Regions from separate parts of the Homo sapiens genome. Here region 2 is linked to region 1. Evidence: chromatin contacts called from ENCODE Hi-C data. All regions are on one chromosome and are shown on one strand. Each heading gives the region's core, a stretch centred on a gene start or an enhancer-like site at or near the end of the contact. The rest is flanking DNA. Distances are from core to core; before and after follow the strand shown.

The links. A loop is a pair of places that touch in the nucleus more often than their neighbours do. Pooled maps may share reads with other maps.
Region 2: a map with no recorded cell type shows a loop between it and region 1 (21-fold over the local background). The contact joins two enhancer-like sites. A Hi-C loop is called at or near these places in 2 of 37 single-sample maps with no recorded cell type and 2 of 50 pooled maps.

Annotation. Positions count from the first base shown.
Region 1 is chr10:61,280,163-61,286,972 of GRCh38, reverse strand. No RefSeq gene overlaps it. Among named protein-coding and RNA genes, the nearest start is that of TMEM26-AS1, 170 kb to the left of the region's middle. Within about 2 kb of position 2,577, at least 3 of the 41 ENCODE cell types and tissues checked have a DNase peak (open chromatin) inside an H3K27ac peak, as active enhancers do.
Region 2 is chr10:67,768,021-67,774,830 of GRCh38, reverse strand. No RefSeq gene overlaps it. Among named protein-coding and RNA genes, the nearest start is that of TRS-TGA1-1, 6.9 kb to the right of the region's middle. RefSeq lists enhancers at 3,399-3,558, 3,739-3,928. Within about 2 kb of position 4,075, at least 3 of the 41 ENCODE cell types and tissues checked have a DNase peak (open chromatin) inside an H3K27ac peak, as active enhancers do.

The sequences.
Region 1 (6,810 bases), core at 1,328-3,827:
TCTGAGCCTCGTGAGGTGGTTTTTCATTAACTTAACAGAAAAACCATACTCTTAGCATGAGGAACTGAAGCCAGGATGTGGGTTTCCTAAGCTACCATAACAGTGCAGTTTAAAATGTGGTGTCTACATTATGGTTAGTTCATAGACATTTCCTTTATGACATTGAAAATATGACTCTGTCTATTCTACGGCAACTTTTGGTTTCATTAACTCCGTAACAATAAATACTGATTATATAGAAATGAGGTAGTGAGAATGTTCCTGGCCCCTGACTTCAATATCTACTGGTAAGTTATTTAATTTTAAGTGCCTCAAATAGTAATATTTAAAATATGTATAACTGTATCAAATTCTACCACCTTACTACAATTACAAAGAGAATAAAACAAAACAAGAAGTGACACATAGGAAAGCATTTTGGAATGTTCAAAATAAAGTTACTAGTATATTTAGACTGTTTTAGCTGGAAGTGATTGCTTAGTTTCCTGATGTCAGGCACTATAATAAGCAATTTCCTGATACTCTCATTTAATCTTCATGAAATGCTCATGAAGCATATACTGTTATAATGCCTACTTCATATATTAGAAATGAAGCAACAGGGTCACAATTATAAAATGAAGGAGTTAAGATTTGGATTTGTCTAATATCAGAACTGTTAGAACCTGCCTCAGCTAGATTACAAGACATTTTCATGTAGCATGGGAAGGAAATGATCTGTAATATTACAGAGTGATCTCAAGGGTCAATCCTCAATGGATATGCCACGAATGTGGTGGTTGGCAGTCTCTGAGATGGCCCAAGGACTCTCATGTCTTAGTATTCATGCCCTTATATAATCTCCTCCCCACGAGTAGGGGGAGATTTCACGGGTAACTTCTAATGAAGAGAATACAGTAGAGGCGATGAGATACCACTTGCTAAGATAAGGTTATAAAAAGACTGTGGCTTTCATCTTGAGCCTTCTCTCTCACTCCCTGTGGATCACTTCATCCTGGGGAAAGCCAGCTGCCATGTGTGTGAAGCAGCCCTGTGGAGAAGCCCACGTGGTAGGGAGAGGAAGCCTGCCAATAGCCACGCAAATGAGCTTGGATGCAGATCTTCTGGGGACTGCCAACAGCCATATGAGTGATCTTGCAAGTTGATCCCGCCCCAGCTGAGCCTTGATGACTGTAGCCTTGGCCAAAATATTGACTTCAGCCTCATGAGAGATCCAGGTAACCTGCTTCTGGATTCCTGAACCACAGAAAGTCTGAGATAGCAAATGTTTATTATTTATTGTTTTCAGCCACTAAGTCTCATGCAGCAATAAATAACGAATATGAATGGTAACCAAATGACTGGCTGGAGAACTAGAACCTTTTCAAGCCTGCCTCCTTCAATTCATTCAACAAATACTTATTGAGATATTACATGCCAGGCATTAGATGTGGTTCCTGCCCTCAAACTGCTGATCTTCTGATGGGGCATGATGTGGTGGGAAAAATTTTTTTTAAAAATTAAAAATCAAAATTCCTTTTAAACTTCTGGAAAATGATTAGAAAGAGCAGAGATATGGAGCCAGCCAGAAGGGCTCCAATTGCAGTCTCCAGATATGGGTTTTTGGGCTAACAACTCCTTTGAGCTTCAGTTTCTTCATCTGCACAGATGAAAACTACTTCTGAAAAGTTTGTAGAATTAAATAAAATAATGTATTAAAAATACCTGGCATGATACCTGGCATATATTAGTGGCTCAACAAATGCCGATTCTATGAGTATTACTCTTCATCTTTTTAATGTAGGGAATAATCATTAGATTGTGCAGCGTTGTTGAGTGTGCATAAAGAGATAAGCACAGGGCATGATCCATTTTAGATGCAACCAGAGTATTTATTTCTGTTAGTTTCTGTGGACCCTATAAATTATGTTATGACCATAGGAGATGAAAATAATTTTATGAAGAACTTTTGAGGTTCTAATTTTTGTTTAAAATGGACACTTTACTTCTTAAACTGAGGATCTGGTTATTGTTTGTAAAAGATCTTACTATAAGCCAGTAGAAAGAATGGAAAACATGAGTAGGATGGGACATCTGGAATCAAACTTTAGATCACCATATGCAACAAAGTAGAGTGAAAATGGGATTGGAGATCAGAAATTCTGAATTCTTCCTTTGCCTCTGAGTGTCCACTGATGTCCATCACCAAAGGGAGGTGTCAAATAGTTCAGTTCCTTAGGATTATACAACTTGATGAAGGGTTATCATCACAATTATTATTTATAAAACCCATTTCTACTACAACATAACACCATGAAGGATTAGCATTTCTCATAAATTTTCAAGAATTTGACCAACTTGCATCAGTTGCATTAATCTAATATTTATTAAAATTTCTAAAGTAATATCTGAAATTGGAAAGACACATACACAAGCCCAATATCTCCCAAAAAGTGAAAAATCAGTGCTAGACTACATTGGATTTTATTTCTTGAGGAACTAAACATGACCACTAGATGGCACTGGAGTCTGATTTCATCTTTCTATTTCCAGAACAGTCCGTGGGAAAACAACGGTAAGGCTATCATAAATTTTCTGAGTCAGTTACTTGCTTATCTGATGTGGTACAAGATAAAAAACATTTTTGTATTATTTTTGAAGTTCCTAGTAATCCCGTCAATAAATAAACATAATGCCTACTCTTAATCGGAAGCCAACCGATCTCACAAGTGAGTTTCATCATCCTTTGAAGAGCTTCCTGTAAGTAAATTTAAGTTTCTACAAATGAAATAAATTATAATTTACAACCAAAAAGAAAGAAAGAAAGAAAGAGACATGATGTGCCTTTGCCAAAGCGCTGACTCCTGCTGTTAATTTCCTCTAGCAATTCAAATTTCAGTTATGAAACATCTAGGACGGTACCCAGAAATTCATTCAACAAATATTTATTGAGACTTCTAGGATTACAAGGCCCACATAGACACTGAGAGGCAGTGGACACCTGCATGGAGTTTATTTTCTAGGGGAAGAATCAGACAATAAGCAAATGAATAGATACAATAGTTTTATATGCTATGAAGAAAATCAGTGGGTAATGTGATAAAGATAAATAGGGGCAAGCTGAGGCACCTTTGATAAGGTATGCAGAAATCTTCTCTGAAAAGGTGTTAAGGTGGAACTAAAATGACAAGGTAGAGTCATTCATAGAAGGAAGTTTAGCCTGGTCAAGGAACCAAGAGGCAATGAATAGGAATTTGGAGAGGCAGGCAGGCCAGAACATGGAGTGACTTAGAGTTTGTATTCATCTTATTGTACAAGCCACTGAAAGGTTTTAAGCAAGCAAGTTGCACAATCTGATTACATTTTTAAAACATCATTCTGGCTGCTAGTGGGGAATGGATTGTGTGACACAGGGTAACACTAGCAAGTGCTTAATAAATGAATGAATGAATGAATAAATGATGGTGCCTACTATGTGCCTAGTACCAACAAGGTGCTTTTGATTCGCTGAAATTCACTTTACACATTATCACACTGATAGAGTTAGACACTCTTTAGGCAGGTTCTCAAATTTGAGGGTCCATCAGAATCACCTGCAGCACCTGTTAAAACACAGATGACTGGACCACATCTGTTATCATGTTCCCCTCCACCATCACTTCCTCCCGCCACAGCTTCTGATTCAGGAGATCTGGGGTGGGGCCAAGAATCTGCATTACTAACAAGTTTCCAGATGATGCTGATGTTACCAATGTGAGGACCACACTTGGAGAACCACTGCTGTAAGAGGCTGGGCATAAAATGCCAGCAGCTGTTAAAACAAGCAAAAATAGAGAGAACTTATTTTAGTTCTGTTACAGTTCAGCCTTCTGGGTGTTAGAGACCACATTCATTCCTTTCTTGTATTACTAAAGTGGGAAATATCGTTCATTTCCTGACCAAGGATGATGTCCCTTTCTCCCTTACTAACAGAGTTCGAGTGTTGTTCAAGATTATTATTGTGTCCAAGTTCACAGTTGAATCAGGATTCACTTGAACCAAATGTACCAATTGGTACCAAAGCTACCAATTGACTTGGTAGCTTTGCCAGATTAGATACTCACTATCTCAGCCTTTCTTGCATGGTCATGGGACAGAGGTCTGACCAAGAAAAAGTAATGGAAGCCTGTTGAAGATTCTGAGAAAGACTTTCCTTTTTAATAAAAAGGAGAGCAGTGAGAAAAAAGTATTTATTTGTAGGAGACAAATCAGTGAATATTCTCATGCATAAATTGCCACAATTTAAAAAATGTGAATACCTGTCAGTCATGGTGTGCTGGTAAATGTTAACAACAGGCTCTCGGCAATGACAGGGATAAATTGCTGATTTTCATAGTGTAAATGCTGCCACGATGGCTGATTTCAGGCTATGAATGTGAAATCACTGAACACGGAGTTGCAAATAGATGCTAACAATTGGCTCTCAAGAGCCAGTATGAGCCAGTTTCAGCAAACCATTGCTGGAGATTATAAACCTAAAGATATGGTGCATCTTTCTCTGAAATACAAGGTAAGTAAGGCTAATTGTTCATGTTCTTGGCACATATTCTCTCCTGAAATCCAGTTGCATAAACAGCTGAGAAGGTTCAAGCACAATGTTTAACACAAGAGAAGACAACCAGATTTTTGGTTGAAGGAAAGTTCCTTGCCATGACTATTTACATTTTGTTAAAATGTAAACCTAAAAGTAATTTCCTGCACAATTTTATGCATCATTATAGGAAGCGTTTTTGAAAATGGGGTCTGCCTAAGACTTCTCAACAAACAATACTTCTTATGCAGTTACCTACATTTCTCCTTAGTGTTAAAAGAAAATAAAAGCAAACTATTTATTTGGGGGTAACTCTGAGGAATTAACAGGTTCAGTTCCTTCCGTAGAGCAGTTGTCAATGTCCTCTCCTTACTACATCCCAGTAGTCACTTAAGCATCTGCTCAGCTACTGTGCAAGGTTCCAAGGTCTTACAACAAATTTTAGCAAACGCTTCCTGTCCGTTACCTGACATCGCACTCTGCCCTCTAGTCAAAATGTTTTTTCTCAGGTCCTCTCTACCCTTGATGTGATGCCTTAGGATGAATAGTTTCTCACCTGGAACAGCTCATCGCCTCTTTCAGGTTTTCCCAAACTTCTTGGATTGCAAGAACAACTTGGGGAAGTTACAAATACAGATTCCTGAACCTCATCCCCTGATCTACTTAATCAGACTCTCCAAGAGAAGGAGCCTGGAAATATGTACTTTTTAGCAAATGTCCAGATAATTTTTCATCATGCAATTTTCAAAGAACCCTACCTTATCTGTCTTCTTCTTATTGCTCAATTCTCAGCTTAACCATTTCTTCCTCAGGGAAGCCTTCCCTGGACCCCCAAATAGGGTTGAATCCCCTTCCTATCTGTTTTATGCTATGCTCACAATACTTTGGACTACTTTTTAGCTTTCACTCAAAAGAACTTCGTTGAGAGTTTTTCCTAGAGGATTATAAATTTCATGAAATTAGAAAGTGTGTCTTCTGTATGACAGTATCTTCAGTGTCTATCACCATCTCTGGCACATAGTAGATGCTCAATAAATATAGGGTGATTGATTGTCTCATAGACCTTTTGTTCTACTTCTGTGAGGAGAAACCTAAAGATAAAGTCACTTCTTCGTCTAGGAGTATTCATTCATAAGAGCAAGCACATTTTTTAGGTCCACAACCAAAATATGTGTCCTTGTACAAGTTCTATACTCATCCTGGGTCTTGATTTCCTTAGTTTTAAAAGAAGTAGGAATAGATTAAAAAAGAATAGTCCCAGTAGATTTAGTTATGAATACTAGGGGTTGAATGTGAGCCTTAGAAACCTGACGCAATAGGAAAAAGAATACTCTTACCCTAAGGAAGTATATATTTTTGCTTCCAATCCACAATGGTCACAGATTCCTTATCAGAAATGTCTAACTAGCAGTGCTTGCATTTCCTTTCTGGGACAATCTCAGTTCCCACTGGTGGTGCCTCTGGTGGTTTTGGTTGAGTTGAACTTTTTTATCCTACTATCTCCAGAGGGCAAGGGCTCAGCGTCTGAATCTAGCACCATGTGTCAAGGCGGTGGTAGTGGAGGCGGAGATCAAAAAAGAGATGCAGCTTTTTCAAAGAGCACCGTATGTCTCTTTTCATTTCCAAACCAAATGAGATGGATTAGGGAATAAATGTAGAATTTGTGTCAACCTCTTGAATCTTAGGGATCAGACACCTTAATTTTATTTTTATGTCTTTCTTAGGCACCCCCTAGGCCGAATGCCTGCCCTTTCACTTTTTAGTCATTCTTATAAGTTCCTTTGGTTAAAATCTAGGAGTATAAATCTTATAGGAACCAGATAGTCATTTGATACCTATTTATTGCATTCATCCTATCTGCCAGACACTACATCTATGAGCTAGCCAAATGGAGGCTATTGTTGTCAGACATGACAAATGAGGAAGAGCCATTCGAGAATAAGAGGTGACTCAGCTTAAATCTATTCCTGGATCTGGGTGCAGTGGCTCATGCTTGTAGTCCCAGCTACTGGGGAGCCTGAGGTGGAGGATCACTTTAGCCCAGGAGTTCAAAGCCAGACTGGGCAACACAGCAAGACCCCGTCACTAAAAATAAAAACAAAAACAGAAACAAAAACAAAACTCAAAAAACGAAAACATTCCTAGGATTTAGAAAACATAATTTTTAACTATAAACCCAATGGATGAGAGGCTTACACGAACTAATGTTGGTCATAGATTGTTGAAGATAAAGGAAACACTGGAGATCCTTTAGTGCTATG
Region 2 (6,810 bases), core at 2,826-5,325, 6.5 Mb before region 1:
AATCACTGCTTTGTCTTGCCATGAAATAAGATTCTTGGTGTTTTAATTCTTGACTGTTTTTCTAGTATACCTAGCTTTTCTGGAGTATTTCTTTTTCTTTTTTAATTTTTTTGAGACACGGCCTCGCTCCATCGCCCAGGCTGGAGAACAGTGGCGTGATCTTGGCTCACTGCAACCGCTGCCCCCCGTGGTTCAAGTGATTCTCCTGCCTCAGCCTCCCAAGTAGCTGGGACTACAGGTGCCCGCCACCACGCCCGGCTAATTTTTGTGTTTTTAGTAGAGATGGGGTTTCATCATGTTGGCCAGACTGGTCTCGAACTCCTGACCTCAAGCCACCCGCCTGCTTCAGCCTCCCAAAGTGCTAGGATTACAGGCATGAGCTACCATGGCCGGCCTTGGAGTATTTGTTGAAAATGAGACCAAACATAAATTAGTTATTGCTTATATATATTTAAATTTATTTGTGTGTATGTTCTTAAATCTATGTGTGTGCATGTGTGTGGAGTGTGTGTGTGTGTGTGTGTGTGCATGTTGAGGAGTGTGTATGTTCCAGGAAACCATTAAGGACTGGAGAAGTTTCTAGCCAAGGATGTCAATATGTGAAAGGACCAGAAATTGCTATTCTGTTCTGTGGGAGTGTGTAAGGCAGCCTAACTTGTCTTATGGAGTCATGCTGGGCAGTAGTATGAGACAAAGTTGAAAAGATGTTAGGGCCAAATTATGAAGGGCCTTGTGAATGAAACTGGGAAGCTTGGCCTTTACTCTGCCAGCCACCTACTGGACGTCTGCGGGCAGGAGAGAGTGGTGGTCAGAACGGTGTCTAGAAAGAGGCCATGGTGGTTGGGCATGGTGGCTCACGCCTATAATCCCAGCACTTTTGGAGAACGAGACAGGCAGATCACCTGAGTTCAGGAGTTCGAGACCAGCCTGGCCAACATGGTGAAAACCTGTCTCTACTAAAAATACAAAATTAGCCGGGCGTGGTGGTGCATGCCTGTAATCCCAGCTACTTGGGAGGCTGAGGCAGAAGAATTGCTCGAACCTGGGAGGCAGAGTTTGCGCCACCGCACTCCAGCCTGGGCACCAAGTGCAAAACTCCTTCTCACAAAAAAAAAAAAAAAAAGAGGCAATGGTGATGGTGACTAAACAGCCTTACGCAGTCCAGGGATGCCAGGAGAGAAGGCTCCTCCAAGTCTTTCCTTTCAAGGATAGAATATCTCATATTCAGGGGTCATTGACACATATCATGCAGTTGATATATATTTTTTAAAAAGTGTTCAGAGCTGAATCTGGAATGATGAATGTTACACAGGCTGGGGAATTATATTGTAAAACCAATCATGAGCTATAATAGGCACCAAAAAAAAAAAAAAAAAAAAGGCCTAGATCAGAGAGAATGTCAGAGCAGCTGCTGTTAGCCTCTCAGAGATGGCCTCATGCAGTCCCAAACACATCCTCAGCTAGAGTCAACTCTGGGCAGCTTTGTACATCAACTCCCAGGGAACTTGTTCCTCCCTTTATCCAGCTCAGAGAGACAAAAGAGCAAAGAACATTCCACTCCTTCAATAACATGAGTCAAATGGCCTTTTTTTATCCCTGTCCAGTGGCTCCCTTGAGTTGGTTGCAGATACCTCTATGAGGGACCCATTCTGGTGAAAAGGGGAAGAGAATACCAGCATGTGATCTCATCTTCACTTCCTCATCTATAAACTAGCTGTGGTCTGTTTTGGATGTTAAATGAATGAACACTCATCACAGTGCCTGACCTGTGGTTAGAACTTAGAAAATGGCAGTGACTGCTGACAATGCCATGAGGTAGAAGTAATTATTATTACCACTTAGTGGATAAGGAAATTAAGGCTCAGAGAGGTTATGCAAACTGCCCAAAGTTACATAGCAAGAAAGGGAAGGAGCCTATATTTGATGCTTGGTTGCTCTGACTTCAAAGTCTCTGTTTTTCCTATTCCTTCAAATTCTTCCTATTCCTTCAAATTACTTCACAAATAAACTTGCAAACCTGGTTTCAGGTTACATCTTAACATGCTCAAGGGCTGAAAAGCTTTGTTTACAACAGCAGATACAGTACTAACTACAGAGAAAGGAGAAACTAGGTAAGCATTTCCAGGACCTGCACCCCATCTGCTGTCAAGTGGAGCAGACAATCCCAGTGTACATGAGAGGATTCTGGAAGGATTTGGGCCATTCTGATGTACTGAGATAAAATGATCTTAAAAAACATTCATGTCCTTTCTTGGTATCTTTGTGTTAATGGAAATAATGAGATTTCTTGGATGTGTATAAACCAGGAAGAACTAGTGAAACGTCAACCAGCCTCTTGACAGTGTCCCACTTAATGATATCTTCACAGTGATAACCTGGGAAGAACTTTTTTTATTATAGTGAGGAGAGTCCTCTAGAGCAGAAATAAACTATAGCCACAGGCCAAATCCAGCCCACTGTTTTTGTAAATAAAGTTTTATTGGAACACAGTCACACTCATTTGTTTACAGATTATCTATGGCTGCTTTTGTGATACACAGGCAGAGTTGAGTAGTTGCAACAGAAACCATATGGCCTGCAACACCTAAAATATTTACTGGCTGACCTGTAGAAAAAGTTGCTAACTAATCCCTGCACTAGAGGTGGGTACCAAAATTAAGTGCAGCATTTCTGTGCTCCAACATCCTAAGCACAGGTTATTTCAAAACACTAGCATTCTGTCTCCAATGATGGAGACAGATGTCTTTACATCTGGAAGACAAGTAGCTTTCAGAGGGATACTGTGTATATTCATCTCTTGGAATGACTTGTGGTGTCAGATAAAATGTGTCTAAAGTTCGTGTGCTGAACAATTTTTTTTTTTTGAGACTGAGTCTTGCTCTGTTGCCCAGGCTGGAGTGCAGTGGCACAATCTTGGCTCACTACAACCTCCACTGCCCAGGTTTAAGAGATTCTCTGGCTTCAGCTTCCGAGTAGCTGGGATTATAGGCATGCGACACCATGTCCAGATAGTTTTTGTGTTTTTAGTAGAGACGGGGTTTCACCGTGTTGGCCAGGCTGGTCTCAAACTCCTGACCTCAAGTGATCTGCCTGCCTTGGCCTCCCAAACTGCTGGGATTACAGGTGGAACCCACTGCGCCTGGCCTGAACAAATGTTTTGATAATTGTGTCTCAAATGAATATGTTTGGGAGGGAAATATATTCCCCAAGAGTCTTTGTAGACCTATGTTATGTAGGAGGTTTTATTAGAATAAAAATTAAAAGAACAAAGGGGGCTCTGAGATCCCTGGGGTGGGGACCAGGAGATTTATGAGTCCAGCAGACAGGAGCTGTGCCCCACCTCAGCCCCTGAGTGAGAAGCTTGTCAGCTCTAGCCTCTTCTCCACCCCGACCTCAAGCAGCAGAAAGCATCACAAGCATAAAGCCCACAGGCCACGTCCTCTGTCACTGGATTCTTCTAAATAGTCTGAGATATGAATGGAGAACTGGCCTTGCTCATGCATGCCTCCCTTGGCAGCCCAGCACCAGACAAAGCAGCTGAGGTAAGACTAAGTCCATCACAACCACTCTCTGGGCTGTGAGAGCCTGTCTCAGGACCCAGGATCCGAGGCAAGGGAAGGGAATGGATATTTTAAGAGCATGTGTGTGAGATGGTGGGAAGGAAACAGAAATAATTCATTTCCTGGGGCTTCTAGTCTATGAGCCTGGGTGAGCTTGACTGACCAACTTCATGCAGATTGGGAAAGAAACTAGTCATTGGAACAAGAGCTGAAAGCTCTATGTTTTCTTCATCAGTGCTTCAGATAGAACAGGATATCTGTTTTACCTGAAAATTCCAGTGTCAGAGCCTCTGTCTCTCTCACCCCTGCAGGAGCTAAGACTTAGGTATTATTACTAGTTGTTTGCACTCTAGTATGTAGAAAGAGCCTGAGACCAGATGTTTTTGGGGACATGGGCATATTGGGAAACAAGACTCCAGAAATGGGCATTCCCTCCAGAGGGGACTTGAAATGCAAGCTTTACACAGGTTGTAGGCCAGCCCTATCTCTCACTTCCTTTTTCTACTGCCTCACTACACAACAATGCCTCCATTAATGAAACCTCTGAGGATGAAACTCCTTTACAATGAACATGTTGAGTTAAAACAGAACAACAGCTTCATAAATCATGCTAAACAGTGGTGCAATATATCAAATGGTTGAGCTGCAATATTCCTGCAGATCTATGCACTCAGGGCACAAATCTCTTCAGGCACAGTTTTGATTCATCCCCAAAGCTGCAGGAAAACAGTTTACCCTCTGCTTCCCACCCCTTCAGGTGTTCTGAGACCTCTTGCTTTCTGATCCTCACAATCACAAAATTCACTCAACAATATTACTTATTGAAGGCCCATTAAATAGCAGATAAGGGGATTTTGTGGTTTTACACACACGTGTACACACACACAGAGACATTAAGCAAATATTTCACACTAAAATATCACAAAGCATGATGTGTTGTGAAGAAAAAGAGTAAAATGGTATGAAATTACATAAGAAGGAGGACTGATCAGTTTGATGGGGAGGGAGACATTGGAACATGTACAGAATTCCTAAGGTGGGAAAGAGTTTGGTCTTTTCAAGGAACTAAAAGAAAAGAAAGTACATTTGGCTAGAGAATGACAGGGAGAGGCCCGGTAATTATGCCATGCAGGATCATGGAGAGCTATGGGGTCATGCTAGTGATTCTAGTCTTTATTGTAAAAGCACATGGAAATCCCCAGAAGAGTTCTCAGGAGGAAGGTTATAAGACCAAATGTGCATTTTAAAAGAAAAATTTATTTTATGGAGAACAGATTGGAGGGGAGGAAGAGTGGATTGGAGGAGATAATTAAGAGGCCGAGAAGTAGTTGAGATGAGAGGTAGTGTTGATTTGGACTGGGTGGTGGTAGTAAATATGGAACAAAGTTGATTCTCAGCATATTTAGGGGCAAACTCAATGGCACTTGGGTTGAATAGGAAATGGGTTAAGGAATAGGGAAATATCAGGATCATTCCAAGTGGGTGTATCCTGCTCCATGGCTGGAAATGCCACAAACTGGAATGGATTTGGGACCTGGATTTAGAAGGGAAGGATAATTGTAAATTTAGCATTTCTACAGATTAACTGATTACAATTTGCAAAAAATTCACTTCAGTCTATTTATGTTTAAAACCTTTGAACACTGATCAGAAAGTTGCAGGACCTAATTTCTACTAAAGGAAGTAGGTAGAAAAACATTTGGGAGAAGGGGACCTTGATATTATAACTTCCTCTGCCTTCGAAGAGGGGTCTGATTGCCAGGCATGTTGAGGCACAGGGACAAGGCTGAATTGCTGTGTAACATAAAAGAATGAAAAAGCTGGGGTCTTGAGAGAAAATCCTCAAGACAGTGCATCATGTGAGGTTGGGTCAGAAAAAGCTGGCTCGAGGGGATGCACAGGAGGGTTGGTAGTGGATAAGAGAACTCTGGAGAAGAGAAATGTGGAAAGAGGAGTTGAAATGGTTTCCTCTGAGAAGAGGAGTGCACTGCAGAACCTCTTCCACATCCACCCCCACCCCTTCCATGGATTTTTCTTTGCTCATCATGGAGAGAGCTAAACCTCGAGTTGCATGGAGGCCAGTTGGAAAGTGAACATTCTCAAGGAGACAAAGGTGGGGGTGACCCATGGAGGCAGAGGTCTGTATGTACTTGCCTCCTGGTTCTGTCTGCCCTTTCAGTGCTAGAAGACAAAGAATGGGAAGAAAAGGTAAGGAAAAATATGGAAAGGGAAGGAAGGGTACATAGGCTGTTGTCCTCTGCCCTCTTTTATATTAAAACTATTCTAGGTGGGGGATACTCAATATTACAATAAATTATACTAAGGCAAAGATTAGTGACCTTCAAAAGGAGAACAGCATGTTAAGCCCCTCCTTTCTCTCCCACTTTTTTTGGGCATTCTAGGGGTGAAGTTTGGACATGTGCTGACGTCCATACTTCAGCATTTCTTCTTTGATGAAGAAATGAATATTCATTCATTTCTTCATCAAAAATTTGAGTCCCTTTTCTGTGGTATGTAGGGGCACAAAAATGAGAGATATGATCCCTTTACACATCCTCAGGGAGTTTACCATTTAGTGGTAAGAAAGACAAACAGGCAGAAATAGTGCAATGTGAGCCTTGCTATAATAGGAAATGGGAGAATTAAAGGGGTTTCTGGAGGCTAAGCACTGTAGCTCAGGACTGTAATCCCAGCACTTTGGGAGGCTGAGATGGGAGGATCCCTTGAGCCAGGAATTTGAGACCAGCCTGGGCAACATAGTGAGACCCTGTCTCTACAAAAAAATAATAAAAAAAATTTAGCTAGGCATGGTGGTGTGCACCTGCAGTCCAAACTACTCAGGAGGATGAGGTGGGAGGACCAATTAAGTCCGAGGCTGAGGCTGCAGTGAGCTGTGATTGCCACTGCACTCCAGTCTGGGTGACCAGAGCAAGGCCCTGTCTCAGAAAAAAAAAAAAAAAGAAAGAAAAAGAAAAAGAAAAAAATATAAAAAATAGGGTGGCTTTATTTATTTATTTATTTATTTGGAGATGGAGTCTTGCTCTGTCCCCCAGGCTGCAGTGCAATGCTGGGCTCACTGCAACCTCCACCTCCTGGGTTCAAGCGATTTTCCTACCTCAGCCTCCCGAGTAGCTGGGACTACAGGTGTGCACCACTACGCTCAGCTAATTTTTGTATTTTTAGTAGAGACAGGGTTTTGCCATGTTTGCCAGGCTTGTCTTGAACTCCTGACCTCAGCTGATCCGCCCAC